Regions from separate parts of the Homo sapiens genome. Here region 1 is linked to region 2. Evidence: chromatin loops called from intact Hi-C (ENCODE). Cell type or tissue: dorsolateral prefrontal cortex. All regions are shown on one strand. Region 1 has its middle 54 kb from the start of PTPRT-DT. Region 2 overlaps PTPRT-DT (PTPRT divergent transcript).

Region 1 (2,500 bases), 51 kb after region 2:
GTTCATAAAGCTATACTGCCCTCTGTGTCAAATAATATAATGTGGATTTATCTTTCTTCCCTTTAAAAGTTTGATAATTTTGTATGGAGCACTGTGAATAAGGCTGACTTTTGTAATAAAGATTATCTTTCTAAGATGAACCTTTTAAAGTCAAGGTGGCCACAAGTCCCCAGGACCAGAATTTGCTTCACGGTGGCCCCAGAGCAGGATGCACACTGAGAGCCCCCCACGTAGTGCCCACTTGGAGAGCACCAGGCAGGGGACCCAGGGGTCAGGGGCAAACTGCCTCATGACCTCAGAAGGGCATGTGAGGATCCACAGTTCCTGTCATCCCTGTGCCATCCTTTGCTAAGACCCCTGCTTTCTTTCTCATCTGTAAAATGGGGATCATAATGCCTCCCTGGGGGTCGGTTTTGAGAGTTAAAACATTGTGGATGTGAGAGATCTTAGCAAAGTGTCTGGCATATAAAAGCTGCTCAGTCATGTTTGCTTCTGAATCTGAAGGGGTCCAGAATACGCACTTAATAGATGAGAAACTTTAGGCCCAGACAGGGAGCAAGACTTGCCACAGCCACACAGCAAGTCTAGCTAGAAGCTCTGTTGCCTCTAAGCCCAAGGCTTCCTCCTCTTCCTATATCCACTCCATCCTGAAGCTGGGGCAGAGTAGCTCTGTCTTTACTGTGCCATACCCAATACCTCCCAGGGAAGGCAGTTTATGCACAGGCCTCCTGACACTGAGCTAGCACAGTGGGGAGGGGAGCAGGGGGCGAGATGGCCTCGATTAGCAAGAATCTCCCTGCCTTCTTTTATCTGGGGTGGGGACTCCAACTGCCTTTTGCCAGTGTGACCTTACCTGCTCCCTTCAACCTAAGCAGAGGGCAGACACCTGGATAGAGCAGGGGACACCCACTGGGCAGCGAGGGCAGATGGTTGCAGGCAGGCAAGCATCTCCAGGAGGCAGAGGCCAAACAACAAATGCTAAATGAGCCACTTCCCCCCAAAACTCTGGGCATCCCATGAATCCCAAGCTCTGCTCCTCTCACACATTATTTTTTCAAACCAGTTTGTCCATCAGTCCAAGACCAAAGGGAGTCTCGACCCTTAGCCCCTGCTCATTGGAGGCTGCCCCTGAATCAGGTTCGCCAAATACTCGCCTTCTCACTCCAGGTCCACCACCATCCCCACTGCCACCCCACTGCCCTCCCTGCTCAAACCTAATCTCATTCCTGATTAAACTTCCTCTCCCTTCCATTTGTAATCGTGTGCAGAGATGTGAGTTTTGAAGCCCCGTATAAATATGTGCTTTAGAATTAAAGGTTCAGCAATTCTTGACAATGATTTCTCAGAAATTAAGCCTGGACAATTTGTTTGGCTGGAGCACAACGTCTGAAACATGCATGATGGAAAGGCGGTAAATGTACTCAAAGCCCAACAGCTTCATAAATATTGGCTCCTCTGAGGGCGGGCATGCAGGCTCACAGGAACATGCTGCCCCCTGGCAGTGCTCAGGGTTAGTGCCAGCCCAGAGCCCAGAATCTCACACATCCTCCAAGTGAAACAAAACATCACCACTCCTGGGCGCAACCCAGCCGCACTTTCCTCCACTTGGAGAGGACCCTGGGGCTTCAACAGGTGGAAGTAAATTTGTGAAGGAGGGAAAAGGGTGGGATAAGTTTTTATCTGTGTGTCTGGGGTAGCAGGCTCTGTGCAGCATGAGATTAAAAAGGAATGGAATACTAATGCATGCTACAACACGATGAACCTCGAAAACATTATGCTAAGCCAGACACAAAAAGCACATATTGTATGATCCCATTAATATGAAATGTCCAGAATAGACAAATCCATGCAGACAGAAGGCAGATTAGTAGTTGCCAGGGGCTGAGGGAGGGAGGAATGGGGAATCACTGTCAATGAGGTTTCTGTGTGGGGCAATGAAAATGTTTTGGAACTAGACAGTGGTGACGGTTGTACAACATCGTGAATGTACTTAATGCCACGGAATTGCACACCGAAAATGGTTAAAATGGTACATTTTATGTTATGCATATTTTGCCACACACAAAAAAATTACAACTGGGTGCGGTGGCTCACGCCTGTAATCCCAGCACTTTGGGAGGCCAAGGCGGGTGGATCACGAGGTCAGGAGTTCAAGACCAGCCTTGCCGAGATGGTGAAACCCTGTCTCTACTAAAAATACAAAAATTAGCTGGGCGTGGTGGCAGATGCCTGTAATCCCAGCTACTTGGGGGGCTGAGGTAGAGAACTGCTTGAACCCAGGAGGTTGAGGTTGCAGTGAGCGGAGATTGCGCCACTGCACTCCAGCCTGGGTGACACAGTGAGACTCCATCTCAAAAAAAAAAAATCACAAGAACAATCTCAAGTCTCATTTCTTGCCCTGACTCCCCGTCCACCCCCTCAGCATATCTCAAAGTCCTGAACATTTCTGAGTGTCCCCAGAGGGTTTTTTGCTGACCTGTGCTATCTGCCAATTCCTTCT
Region 2 (2,500 bases):
AAGCCAGGGGCAGGGATACCCAGAAATGCTTAAGGGATTCACACTTTGTGAACACTTTGCTACCTGGCCAAAGCCCTCCTTCTTCTGTGTCAGCACAGCCCCCCACCCCCATCCTTGTTGGGGTACCAGGGACTGGACTGGGGAGACTGTAAGTGAATTGTGAAAATCAAGCATGGCAGGGTTTCCAAAAGTGGGGAGCCCCAGGCTCTGGACCCAAGTTGGCATGGCAGAGAACACAGGGCGTCACTCTGTCAGTCCCCAGTTCCCAGTCCCCACTAGGTAAAGTGGCCCAGTTCCCTGGCATGGAAGCCCAATTTACAATCCCAGGCAAATTCTTCCACCCCTCTCCGGACCCCGACTCCCACCACCACCACCATGACCGTGACCACTTTCAAAAGCTGACGTGCTTGGACTAGCCTGTTGGACCAGCCAGTGCCTCCCACACTTGCCTGGTCAAAGAACTACCAGGAAGATTTCTCCAAGTCCTGCTTCCCAGACCCCTGCTGGGGAGAGTGGAATTTGGCAGGCCTGTCGGGGGTGGCCTGGGAGTTGAACCTTTTACAAGCTGCTTTGGAGATTAATAATTCTACCAATATTTATGGTGCATTTAATTGTGTGCCTTACTCTGTGCTGTTCTCTGGGGATACCACAATGCTATAGCCCTTAGGGACAATTGGAATGGAAAGATCCCTTCTGCTCAGAGCTGAGCTTCCAGCTGTTTGCTCCATCACTCACTCATTCTAACCCTGCCTTGGGCAGATGAGCAGTTAGGAAGTGTGCGAGGAGAGGCCTGACCCAAGACCACCACAAGCGACCCCAGTCATGGCAGATCCCAGGGGATGACCCGGGTGGGGAGATTTCTAAGCCACTAAAGAGCTTGGTGTCACACTTGTAACTTGTTGCCACTTTCTTGGGCTCCTGCCAATTCATCCCCTCTCTCAAGCTTTCTGGAAAACTATAAAATAGCAGTTCTCACAGCATCCTCAGAGCAACGCCCTTTGGCACCCCCCTGCACTCCTGCTTTAGGGATGTGATATCACTGCAGACAAATCCCCCAGGTCTGAATGGGGTTCATGTGGCCCCGAGGGGAAAAAAAAAATTCAGTAGTCACTGAGCTGGTGGAGTGGGACCTGATCCTGCACCAGGACTTACCTGCCCAGGTGCACCGTGGTCATGAACCGTGACCCTCTGTGCTTTCTAAACCTCCCTCTACTCCGAGAAACTGCCCCCTCTCCTTCAGTAGCACGTGCTGCCACCTGCTGCCCGGCCAGGCTCTGGCACCCACAGCACTGCCACGCTTTTGCACCGGCCAGTCCCTCTGCCTGGAAGCCCTGCACTGTATCATCTCCCTGGGAAACTCACACTAGCCCTTAGGGCTTCCCTTTGGAACTTTGGCCAGCGGGCCCTTCCTGCTCAAGGCATGTTCCCCAGCGCAGGTCACTGTGGTGGTGCTTTTTACATTGTGGAAATGTTGTCTCCTCTTCATGTGTTCTACAAGACTTGAGTTGCCAAAGGGAACCTGGACACTTACCACAGGGCTGCTAGGAGATGGGGGTGTGGGGGTGGAGAGAGAGGGCTGGCACAGGGCTGAAGATGCCTTACACAAAGCTTCCAGCTAGCTGGCTTCTCAGGGGAGGGAACTAATGGAAAGTTACAGCATCATCTCCCACCCTCCTGCACAGGGAGCCCTCTTTCCCCTCTGACCCCATCAGCCCAGGGAGCTGGGACATGACCAAGATTTGCTTGGCTAGGGGCTGGGCCCAGCATTGCATCAGTGCTGAAGGAAGGAGGCAGGGTGAGCTTTGTAAGAGATGGCATTCTGCCCTACAAACTCTTTTAGTTATGCTCAGACAGCAGGCCTCTTATCTTTGGACTGTGTCCTTAACCCCATGAAACCTTTGGCGAGACCTCTCCGTGTGTCAGTTTCCATATCTGCCCAGTGGCTTCCCTTTCAGTTGTGTCAGGGACCAAGACAGGAGTGTCCAGACATTTCAGCTACAGATCTCTCTGTCGAGCAGTTTTAGGGGAAACCTGAAACTTGGGGCATCCTTTCAACAAGTGTGCTGGCCTTTTGATGTGTGTCAGGGATCTTAGGGCTGTGGGTTTGCAGCCTAAACAACAGACATGGTAACTGCCATCATGTAGCTTACAATCTGGTGGAGGAGACTGGACAAAGAGAAAGGGGTAACAACCCCAGAGCTGGTCCCCATCTCCCCAGCCCTGCCTCGCCCCCAGCGGTCAGCCCTCCAGTGGGGAGCAGAGCACCAGGGGGAAGACATCTGCTGGGGCCACGTGCCTTACTAATTAGATTTCCAAACCATGTATCTAGTAGAGTGTATTCTATGTTTAAAGTATCAAATAAAGTCCAGTGAGGAAAGTCTAGTGATGTAGCTATTGTTTGATCCCCATCTTACACATGAGGACACTGAAGCTCAAGAAGGGCAAAGACTCTCCATGTAGGAAGGGCGGGAAGGTTCACTTCCTGTGTTGGGGGTGGCTG

Evidence for each region. Hi-C counts contacts between places; a loop is a spot of excess contacts. Peaks named below come from ENCODE experiments on the same cell type or tissue, not always from the same donor. Only the 100,000 strongest peaks of a DNase experiment are listed, where the experiment ranks them.
Region 1: it touches region 2 in a loop (2.1-fold over the local background); 4 of 110 quality-filtered maps call a loop at or near these places.

The regions. Positions count from the first base shown.
Region 1 is chr20:43,242,374-43,244,873 of GRCh38, forward strand. No RefSeq gene overlaps it. Among named protein-coding and RNA genes, the nearest start is that of PTPRT-DT, 54 kb to the left of the region's middle. In dorsolateral prefrontal cortex, a CTCF peak has its summit at 1,511; a DNase peak (open chromatin) is centred at 1,498; H3K4me3 peaks cover 453 bases.
Region 2 is chr20:43,190,894-43,193,393 of GRCh38, forward strand. The region is part of intron 1 of PTPRT-DT (PTPRT divergent transcript); the gene reads left to right. Among named protein-coding and RNA genes, the nearest start is that of PTPRT-DT, 2.1 kb to the left of the region's middle. In dorsolateral prefrontal cortex, a CTCF peak has its summit at 1,243 (motif pointing left); a DNase peak (open chromatin) is centred at 1,338; H3K4me3 peaks cover 231 bases; H3K27ac peaks cover 28 bases; H3K27me3 peaks cover 558 bases.